Linked DNA regions of Homo sapiens: all the other regions are linked to region 1. A link is a contact called in ENCODE Hi-C or POLR2A ChIA-PET data. All regions are on one chromosome and are shown on one strand. The core of a region is the stretch at or near the end of the contact, and the rest is flanking DNA. Distances in the headings are between cores, read along the strand shown. Region 1 holds the start of FAM120C (family with sequence similarity 120 member C). Region 2 holds the start of USP51 (ubiquitin specific peptidase 51). Region 3 holds the start of MAGEH1 (MAGE family member H1).

Region 1 (3,548 bases), core at 398-2,897:
CTGCTTGCTTTCAAGAGTTAACTATGTACACTGCCTTGCCATCTACTTATTCTTTGACAATCTGGCTTGTTCCATCTCCACTATTTTATAATTTCTTTTATGTAGCTTGAAGCTTTTTTGCTTTTGCATCCTAATAGAGTATTCCCCTATCTCATTCATCCCGATCACTCTTGGGTTCTGCACTTCTGCATTCTAACTCTGCCTGCCATTATCTCCCATCTTCCAGTAAGTTCCAAGCCAGATCTGGCTACTACTCATTTCAGATCTTGTTTTCTGCTTTATTCCTGCTGAAAGAGTGGGCCGGCCCTAAAAGCCAGAAAGAAGACAGGCACTGCATCTGTTTCATCTCAGTATGTTGAAAATACATTTTTCAAAAGATTATGACTCCATACATCTGAAATTAGAGCCCTTGCAGCTATTTAGAAAAGCTCCCGACAGACTAAAACACAATGAAGTTTGGAAACCAAAGGCCCTAACCATAGGACATAGTGGATCTAGGAGTACCAAAAAGGTACAATTTGTAATGTAATTTGTGTTGGTAATTATCTCCCTGCCCAAAGAGATGCTGAGGGCAAGGATATTCGATTTAACTTTGTCTCTGCATTGCCTTAGGCAAGTAAATAATGTAAGTTTCTTTTTATTTATTTATTTATTTTTGAGACGGAGTCTGGCTCTGTCACCAGGCTGGAGTACGGTGACATGATTTTGGCTCACTGCAACCTCCGCCTCCCAGGTTCAAGCGATTCTCCTGCCTCAGCTTCCCCAGTAGCTGGGATTACAGGCACGTGCCACCACGCCCGGCTACTTTTTGTATTTTTAGTAGAGACGGGGTTTCACCATGTTGGCCAGGATGGTCTCGATCTCCTAACCTCGTGATCTGCCCGCCTCGGAGGGATTACAGGCGTGAGCCACCGCGCCCGACCAGTTACGTCTTTCTTAATTGGGACCAACAGCTCTTTAAATATTATCTTTCCACTAAGGGGAAAATCCTCCCTCCTGGGGAGTTTTAGCTCACTTTAGCTGAATTCAGTCAATCCACTCTAACTTCCATTCCCATGATGCATCAATCCATCCCCCAAAACTCTTTTTCCAGGAAAAAGCAGTAAATAACCTAAGCAACTCAGTGAGATGCAAGGAGTTGGAGTGCAACTCCTAAACACTCATCATCACGCCCCGCTTCCTGTGACCCTGTGAGCACAAGGGCTGAGAAGGGTGGTAGTCTGGTTCCTCGACTATATCCTAAGGCCATAGAGAAGACTACAACTACCAAGATGCCCCTCTCCCCGCCCCGCCCCGCCCCTCCTCGCTCCCCTTCCTCCAGCTAGAAAGCGTGTACCACCGAGAAGACGAGGCAACATGGCTCCCGGAGGTGGAAGAAAGAGGCTTCACCCCTTCTAAAGCGGGAAGAAGAGCGGCCGGAAAGGAGAAAAAAGAGAAGTGACTAGAGCCCATCCTCGCTTTTATCCTCCCAGCCTCTCCCGGGTCCGGTCTGCCCCTCCCCTTCTCTCTACCCAAATCCAATTTGTGGTCTCCTCCCCTCCCCGCCCTCATTCCCTCGCTTCCTCACCCCTCCCCTCGGGAATCCTTTTCCCGCCCCCCCTCGCCCCCCGCGGAGTGCGCACGCGCCCGCCCCCAGCTTCGCGCCCAGATCGTCGCCTATCCTGCTTGCGCAGCCGCTATCGCGTCTGCCCACCGACGAAGCATGGGTGTCCAGGGCTTCCAAGAGTTCCTGGAGAAGCGCTGTCCCGGGGCCGTGGTGCCCGTGGACCTCCTAAAACTCGCGCGCACGGTCTCGCGCCAGCAGCAGCAGCAGCACTTGCACCGCCAGCTGCCGCCGACTGCAGCCCTAGCGCCCGGGGCTCCACGCGCCGCCAGGGGCTCCGTGCCTCTGCAACCGCCGCTTCCGCCCGCTGCCTTGGGTGCCTACTCCGGGGGCGCGGGGCCGACTCGGCACCATCACCCCGCTCACCACTTCCACCATCATGGCCAAGCGCAGCCCGGGCTGCACCCTCCGCTGCCGCCGCCGCCGCCCCCTCAGCTGCCCGGGGCCCGGGTGCTGGTGGACGCCGGCTCGGCGCTGCCGCGGCTCTATGGCGGCTACCAGACGGATTGGGTGTGTGGCGGCCAATGGAACGCCATGCTGGGCTACTTGTCAGCGCTGTGCCAGGCTTGTGCCTATCCTGGCGGCGACGGCCTGGAGCTCGTGGTCATGTTCCCGGGGGGCCTGGGCAAGGACCGGCTGGCCGAGTGGGGCCGTCGGTGCCAGGCCGAGCGGCAGACAGCGCAACTGATCGTGGGACACGTGGGCAACAAGGGCACCCCTCCACCGCGGGCCTGGTTCCTGCCACCGGCCTGCCTGAGCCACTGCGTGAGGCTAGCACTCATCCGCTTCCGGGTCAAGGTGAGGGAGGGGCCGGATCTTAAATAATAAGCCCCACACCTATTCCCTCCCAACTAAATACCTAACCACCTACCCACTTACCCACTACCCTACCTCCCATCTACCCACCCACCTACCCGCCCAACAGCTAACCTACCTGCCTAACTACCCTCTACCATTTTATCCATTTACCTCCCCCTTCATACCACCCCCTACGGATTCACTCACCTACATGGCCATATCTCTACTCATGTCATCCCAGTAGCTCCCTTTAGCTTCCCTTATCCAATTGGCCTACCACTAGGTTTCAGCAGAATCTAGTCAGAATTTCTTTTGTAGCCTCATCTTTCTCCTGGTGTCTTCTGCCTCAAACTGAAATGCCTTTACCCTGCTTTTGCCAGTTGACATCTCTCTCCTGTATCTCTTTCCAACCTCGCAGTAAATCACTTAAGCAGGTGTGAACTGAACACCTTTCTTCTACATTGTTTTTCCGTCTTCACCCACTGCTGCTTTTTTACCCATCTGTGTCCATTCAGCCTTTTTCATTTCAACATGCATCTTCTTCCTCCTGCCTTAGCCTAAACACATAAAAACCCACTGATTCAGTCACTGTTCAGCAAGTATTAACTCACTGAGTGTAAGGGTTTTAAAGACATGTGAGACACTGCTCATGCCCTTGGAAAGTTAAATGTATACACATGAAACATTTAATTATAGCAATGTGTATGTGATTATGCCTTATGGTCCAGACAGTAAGTACAGTTCCTGTTTTCTGTATGTGGGAGTGGTGGGATATCTTTGGACTAAAGTGGTCAGGGGAGGCTTCCCTGAAGAAGTCGGACCTCACCTGGGTCTTCAAAGGTGGATTGGATTTGAATGAGTCACAAGCTTGGGAGGAGGCTGCTTTAAGTGGGAGGAAGAAAATGAGCAGAAGCAAAAAGGAATATTAAGTGTGCAAGGCCCCATAGGCAGTTAAGTCCAATCTGCATGTAGTTGGGTCACTGCATATGGGGCCTGGGGAACAGCTTGGCAGCATCCCCAGTTCTTGGCACCACTGCTGCTGCTCTGTTGCTTTCCCATACTCTTAGGTTTCAAGTTCCTACGTGTAGAGAATAGCAAGGCTTGGGAAGTAAAGGAGGTGGGCAGGAAGAAGAAAAAGAAAAGTAGT
Region 2 (3,548 bases), core at 586-3,085, 1.3 Mb before region 1:
TCCTGAGGTTTTCCTACAGGACAATTGTCAATGAAGAAATCGTTTGTTTGGTCACGATAGCGTGTGGGCTGATTTAAAGGCGTGTCTAGCTCAATAACAACTGTTTTCAGAAACTTTTTGAAGCACTGTAACAATCCCACCTCCCAAATATTAAGTTGTTGATTACGAGTGGTTTTTAGGCCTTTATTAACTAACATTAATCTTCACAGCACATTCCTATGCATTTCCCGATGTGGACCTCAGGCAGGGACTCTGGCTTACTTGCTTTTGTGCCCAGTTTTGTTTGGCTGTATATTCATAGTGCCCAGTGCAGCAGTAGGTGCTCTTTACATATCTGCTGAATAAACCAATCTAGGTAGGGCTGGCATTCTCATGATTCTGATTTTGCACAGGAGAAAGCGAAGGCTCAGAAGACAGAAGTATTTATAAATTGTGCCCTGCCTCCCTGCCTGCATAAAGGGTGCAGGGCTGTCTCAGAGCAGCTGGGATCCAAGCCACAGGTGGCACAGCTAGCAAATGACTGACTCAGCATTTCCTTCTAGGGCTGCTAACCCAGAGTGGAGCAACTCTTTGCTTAGCTGTGGCTGAGAAAATGCCCTTCCCTAGGGGAGAAAAAGCACGTTTTCCTGCACAAGCCAGTCTATAATTCCAAAGCACTTTCCCTCCGGGTGCTAGTATGTGACTGAGATATGGTCGAATCTAAACCAAGTCACAAAATCAGTGATATCCATTGTGCGGAGGTATCCACTAGATGCCACTGCCAAGTTAAGAGAGCTGAATCCTAATCGTGAGGTTTTGAGGGGAGGTGTGTGACTTTCTCAGAGAGATTAAATGTAGCATTAAACATCCGCTGTAATAAACCGTAATTTTCTTGGGATTGGACCGGAAGGGCAACAAGCCCTGGAGATAGCTTTCCTCCGGGTTGTCGCCTTGGATGCCGGATCTGTCAAAGAAAAGGAAAAGTCTCCTGGCGTATGGACTTCAGGACACAAACAGTTGTATCTTGTGCTTCTCCCAGCACAATCTAGCGCTATAATGCACCTATGGCATCTTTGTTGAATACATGCTCCTGTATATGGACTGCCTAGGATGGATGATCGGGTGAACTGAGCCATAACTTTGAGAGAGCTTTGAAAGAGAAAGGCATTCTCTTCTCCTCTACTCTGCATCAGGAGTTGTTCTCTATGCTGATTTTCAGGAGCGGACTGAAAAAAGAGGTGTGACAGATAAAGCTCGCCAAAAAGGTCTTTTACTTGATATATACTATGACTCAGTGTTCACATTGGGCTAGGGTTATTATTTCAATTTCTCTTTAAAAATTGACACAACTAAGGCTCAGAGAAGTTAAGTGTTTTATCCGAGGTCACACAGCAAGCATGTGCCTGGGCTCAGGTCTCTCTGAGCCTGAGCCCTTGCTTATGCTTCCTCCCCTGCACATTCTGGGATAATCTCTCTCTCTTTCTCTCTCTCTCTCTCCCTCCCTCCCTCCGTCAACTCCCAGAGACCAGGCTCTGACAGGATCCTGAGGGATTCCTGCCAGAGGGTTGCCATCTCTGGAAGCCCCCACCCCCACGCCGGGTGAATCTTTTTTTCTGTGGAGTGCGGGCCTGGAGCTAGGTGAGGCCTGAGCCTCCATTTCAGGGGCTTTCTGTAGAATCTGTTGCTGCTGTTGCCTCCAGCAGAGTCTGTTTCAGGAAGAGGTTTGCCTGCCTGCGCGGGACAGCGGTGCCATTCATCACTGCAGGAGGGCAGAATCCGGGGTTGGGGGCCGCACGTCGAGAGGGGAGGGGCCAGGGGGCGGCCCCCTTGTGACCAGCCCTGAGGAGAGGTCAGGAGAGAAGGCTGGCTGAGGAGCGCCTGGACAGCAGCAGTTGCTGACGTTCTATATCACGCGCCTGGGGCCCAAGGTAACCCAGACCTTTAAACAAACTGCCGGGCTGGGGGTGTTGCGGGGGCAGGAGAGGGAAAAGGGAGCGGAGACTTCGGGGGTCGCGCGAGGATAGTGGTGGCCATAGAGGTGGCAAATGCGTGAAGGGAGGGAGTAGTAATCCGAATTCTAGGAGAAATCATAGGAATTGAAGTCGCAGAAGCAAGAAAAGGGGTGTGAGAGCACAAGCGCGAAAAAGCGTGAGAGGGCGCAAGAGCTGGGTGGACCGAAAGTGCGCTGAGGGGCAACGGCTTAGAGTGGAACACACCGGGTCACAGAAGTATAGGTTAGGTAGAAACAGAGGGACACTTTCTTCCTGTGAGTTCATTTTCCAAAAGTGCGTCCTTTCAGCCATTTTGGAGAGAAAATGTTGACCCAAGTGTTTTTTAGGATACAGGGAAAGAACGTCAGAGGAAGCTGCACCAAAGCGAGGCTGCGCAGGGCGCAAAAAAGCAGTCAGAGGGTGGCGCCTTTTTTAAAGAAGTTTCCATCCTTTCTGTCCTAAAGCTCAGGCCGTTCCCCACCCCCACCGCTCGCTAGCCTTCTGTTCCCAGTCCCCTGGCATGATCTGATCGCCTTTGAAGCAGGTAACCGCCTCGGTCTCCCCATCAGCTCCAGGGGCCTCTCAGTTGAGTGGGTGGAGCCGACAGAAGCCGCGGGCTGAGCTCAAGGGCCGATGGGAGGGGTCCTGGGGGCGCTAACTGCGCACCGCGGCCATGACGCTGGGCAGATCATTCACAGAAGTCTCTGTCTCCTTTCATCTACAGTCGCAGCTGTTTTCCAGACGCCTTGCTCCTCAGGTCGGGGAGTGATCTGATGGCCCAGGTTCGAGAAACTTCTTTGCCCTCCGGCTCTGGGGTCCGCTGGATCTCCGGAGGTGGGGGAGGAGCCTCTCCTGAGGAGGCGGTTGAGAAGGCGGGGAAAATGGAGGAGGCGGCGGCGGGGGCTACGAAGGCGTCTTCGAGACGTGAAGCCGAGGAGATGAAGCTGGAGCCATTACAAGAGCGTGAGCCCGCGCCGGAGGAGAACTTGACGTGGAGCAGCAGCGGCGGCGACGAGAAGGTGCTCCCTTCAATCCCCCTTCGCTGTCACAGCAGCTCCTCGCCCGTTTGCCCGCGCCGCAAGCCCCGCCCTCGGCCCCAGCCCCGGGCCCGCTCCCGCAGCCAGCCTGGGCTCTCGGCCCCACCCCCGCCTCCAGCCCGGCCCCCGCCCCCGCCGCCACCCCCGCCCCCACCCGCACCGCGGCCCAGGGCCTGGCGTGGATCCCGGCGCAGATCCCGGCCTGGGTCCAGGCCTCAGACACGGAGAAGCTGCTCTGGTGACCTAGACGGGTCGGGGGATCCTGGCGGCTTAGGGGACTGGTTGCTGGAGGTCGAGTTTGGTCAGGGTCCCACAGGCTGCTCTCATGTGGAGAGCTTTAAAGTAGGTAAGAACTGGCAGAAGAACCTGAGGTTGATCTACCAGCGTTTCGTTTGGAGTGGGACCCCAGAGACTAGGAAACGTAAAGCAAAGTCATGCATCTGTCACGTATGTAGTACCCATATGAACAGACTCCACTCTTGTCTCTCCTGTGTCTTTTTTGGCTGCTTCACTGAGAAACATATTCACAAACATGCAGAAA
Region 3 (3,548 bases), core at 617-3,116, 1.3 Mb before region 1:
TTTTGTGTATTTTCTACTTCCGTGGCAGGCACCCTGTGATGTCCTCTTCTTTTTGCCAGTGCTCCCTCCCCTATGCTGGGTGGAGTATCCAATCAAATATCTAATACATAATATTTTCATCATATATTCTGATCGTATATTTCAGTCCCCCCCAAACTTATTTAAGTGTCTCTTGAATTTTCACACATCCTATGGTGCTCCCTTCCCCGGCCCACTCCCCAAGACAGGTCACATAAGGTTTTTTACATTTTCATGGCACTTCAGGCTCGTTCTCTATCCCAGCATTTACTGCACTGCCAGTTTACCTATTTTTCTTTCCCACATAATCTAGAACATTCTTTGGACCTGGAGGATGTGTACTAGGGAGTATCCCTAGAATCTAGACTGGTGCCTCACATAACAGGTGGTCAGAAAATGCGCAAGATGTACTATTCGTTAGGCTTTTATTTTTCTCTATGTTCTGCAGTAACTAAGGAAAATCATGGTAAATGTCAATCTTCACACAACAGCAGACACAAAGGGTTTCAGAAACGTCAGATATGAAGAAATCCTCCATCCTTCTTCAACATTTTACTGGGTATTTCAACTTCAAAAGAACAGCTTATTTCTATAAGTGCTGTACAAGATCATAGATTATGATGGAACGACTTCATTTTAGAACGTTAGCAAAACTGTTATACTAAATGTCAATGACAGGAAACAAAGAAAAAAATTTGTTCAATTATATTTTTAAACATATTGTTATTCTCAACAAACGGAATTTTAAAACGAATACAATTTTCCATTATCAAAAGCAAACACTCTATTTCGCAGTTGAACAATGATCACTGATCACAAATATCAAATACAGTGTCCCCCGCCCCCAATCGACATCATTTTCAACTTAGGACCCTGGCATCTACTCCTTGGGGTACCTGTGACTCTCTTTTACACCCCCAAGGGTCTGCCTCAGATCTACTTAAGGGGCGGAATAACCCCTAGCACCTGAATTGAGGATAGCCTCAACCTCTGCATCATCGTCCGAATCCCAGTCATAATTACAAGGCCAGTCTTTAGAGCATCGGTTACGAACCCTTGCCACAAAATGCATGACTTTCAGTTTGCTCGATTCCACGTGTGCTCGGGGCCCCCAGAAGAACTCATACTCCACCGGACTGCTACGGGGCACCGGTTTATAAATCAGGTACCCTCTGCGCACAAACTCTTCTGTGACGATCTTCTTCGGATCTCCAAAGATGCTGTGCTGACGTCCAGGCTGCATTCCTAACTTCCCCAGCACTTTCCAGACCAGAGCTTCCTTGGCGCTGTTGCCCATGATGAAGATGAGCGCTAATATAGACATCAGGAGACTTTTCTTGGTGCCCTGAAAATTGCTCCGGGGCACTGAAGGCTTTTGTGCTTGGGCAGTGCTCGAGGCTTCTTCAGGGGTGGTAGAGGCCTCCTCTGGAGTGCTCGGGTCTTCCTCGGGGCCGCTCAGGTCGTCTTCGGGGGTGCTCGCTACCACAGAGGCGGCCATAGGGGTCTCGGAGGCCTCTGAGGCCTGGATTTTGCGATTGTTGCGGTTCTCTTCTGCGGCTCTCGCATTACGGCGGCGCCGACTCTTTCGTCCCCGAGGCATGTCTCCTGCTAGAGGCTCAAAGCTTACAGCAGTCCTAGGGAAGGATGCTTGTAGCCTCTTCAGGAAGCAACAGCTTTATACCGTAAGAAGCTGCTGCCGCTGAAGCTACCAATGTCAATAGAGTCTTTGTAGCAATAAACAAGCCGTTCTCAGCTACAAAGGGTAGTTCCCACGCCAGCTGACTTGCGCGAGCAGCCGCCGCCAGCACTTGCCGCAGCTGCAAGCCCGCGAGAAAGCTCAGCAAAATTGGCCCCGCCTCTCCTGCCACGCACACTCCTAGCACCAAAGAGGAAGTAGGCTGGTCCTCCACAGGGACTTCCGCTAGCAGATAGGAAAAGGGGCAGGCAGCGACAGGGGTGGGACAAGGGCAGAAATGACAGCTAGAGATTGGAGGGGCCTGGAGTTTGCAGAAGAGAAAAAAATAGCTTAAAGTTTCTGTATTTTCAGCCTACTACAAACATTCCAAGATTGGCTCGACGGTCTAGGGAAGGAGTGCGTCGGCTCCATTCCCACTGACGACGGGCTGTGTGTGTGTTGGGGGTTGGGAGGCCAGGGGTGGCGGGAGGGTGTATTCTTGGAAGGAGTCAGCTGTCTCCAGCCTTCCTTTCCTGTCTTGGCTTACACAGCGCGTTCATTCACTCGCCCTGTTTTCAGAAGGCATTTGTGTGTATACTAATCAATTTGTGGTCCCATGTAGGACCCGGATAATATTGTTATGGCAGATGTGCTGGATGATGTGAGGAGATGGGACTGCAGAAACAAGCAGGGTGAAAGAGGTGCAGAGCCTTTAAAATGTGGTAGATATATGCACGATATATATACTGCCCTGCTTTTATACATACATACATACATACCTATATCGTGCATATATCTACCACATTATGTTTATATACAGTGCATATATCTACCACACATATATGTATGTATGTATGTATGAAAGCAGGGCAGTGACAGGATCAGAGGAATTGCATTTGTGCAGCCTCTCAGAAAAGCAAACTGTTTCCTGGCAGACCACATAGGAAGCAATTGGAATAAGAAGCACTGGGAACTAAAGTATGCCTTAAGGCTGTTGCCATGGGGATGGAGAGGCAGAAAGACATTTTAAAGGTGACCGTTGAAGGGCTTTGCAGACAGAATGGATGAAGTGGGGAATGTGGAGGGGATGATGGAGTTCAGATTGGCTCCAAGGTTTCTAGGCTCCAGTCTTCCTGGACTCCTGATTTATTTTGCTTCTTTCAGAGCATACTCTGAACTTTATCCACTGCTTGCTTTTGCTCACTGTTTGCTCTGCCTGACCTGTCTTCTCAGCCTTCTCCAACTATCTAAATTCCATTTGACTGCTCACAGACCTGTTTCTCCCTGAAGCTTGTCTTGATCTGCCCAAAAGGGTAATGAGTCCATTTTTACTCCATTGAGGAAAGCCCTATAACTAGCACTCTATATCTTTCTTATGTCATTCAAGGTATTAGTTTAAGCAAGTCACTTCTCTCTAAGCCTGTTTTCCCATCTATAAAGTGGGGCTAAAGTACAGCCCTCATAGGGTTGTGAGAATTAAATGAGATAAAAAATGAAAAGCATTTATTACATGGTAAGCACAGATTTTGCCTCTCAAGGTTTTCCAAGCGGTGTGTGAGTGTGGCATTTAATAAATGCGTGCTGAAGGAATTCATGATGGAAAAGATTTTATAGGTGTTCTTAACTGAACTCTTAAGAAACAAATGAATACTTTATGCCTGTCTTGCTGAAATTTTCTTTATAATTAGAGCCCACCGAGACCTCCTGTTGGGTAAGTTAGCAATAAATCAATTTGGTCAAGCAAAGAAAGCACCTCTCCAGGACACAGAGCACTCTTGAGCCAGCCCTCCGTTTGGGATAACCTTTGCACGCGTTCTGGGACATGACCTACTCAAAACAGTAGTCTGGCTCCATC

Evidence for each region. Hi-C counts contacts between places; a loop is a spot of excess contacts on that map. ChIA-PET counts read pairs that join two places held with the same protein, here RNA polymerase II (POLR2A). Pooled maps may share reads with other maps.
Region 2: a pooled map shows a loop between it and region 1 (13-fold over the local background). The contact joins the promoter of USP51 here to the promoter of FAM120C in region 1. A Hi-C loop is called at or near these places in 6 of 50 pooled maps. POLR2A ChIA-PET finds 5 or more read pairs at or near these places in 3 of 52 experiments (CD4-positive, alpha-beta T cell, CD8-positive, alpha-beta memory T cell and activated B cell).
Region 3: a loop to region 1 is called in a pooled map, with 9 times the contacts of the local background. The contact joins the promoter of MAGEH1 here to the promoter of FAM120C in region 1. A Hi-C loop is called at or near these places in 13 of 50 pooled maps.

Annotation. Positions count from the first base shown.
Region 1 is chrX:54,181,353-54,184,900 of GRCh38, reverse strand. It overlaps FAM120C (family with sequence similarity 120 member C), which reads left to right and starts at 1,647. Exons shown (of 16, transcript NM_017848.6): 1 at 1,647-2,401. The coding sequence starts at 1,703. RefSeq lists silencers at 1,215-1,314, 1,885-2,094, 2,105-2,154.
Region 2 is chrX:55,488,135-55,491,682 of GRCh38, reverse strand. USP51 (ubiquitin specific peptidase 51) reads left to right here and starts at 1,835. Exons shown (of 3, transcript NM_201286.4): 1 at 1,835-1,907; 2 at 2,318-2,514; 3 at 2,695-3,548. The coding sequence starts at 2,744. LOC101928692 (a long non-coding RNA gene) reads right to left here and starts at 2,742. Exons shown (of 2, transcript XR_244468.5): 1 at 2,637-2,742; 2 at 170-1,818. RefSeq lists silencers at 1,643-1,752, 3,073-3,152 and enhancers at 2,143-2,242, 2,463-2,902, 2,420-3,279.
Region 3 is chrX:55,450,445-55,453,992 of GRCh38, reverse strand. It overlaps MAGEH1 (MAGE family member H1), which reads right to left and starts at 1,866. Exons shown (of 1, transcript NM_014061.5): 1 at 427-1,866. The coding sequence starts at 1,618. The coding sequence ends at 959. It overlaps MIR4536-2 (microRNA 4536-2), which reads right to left and starts at 2,498; the gene lies at 2,411-2,498. MIR4536-1 (microRNA 4536-1) reads left to right here and starts at 2,411; the gene lies at 2,411-2,498. RefSeq lists enhancers at 1,404-1,453, 1,604-1,653.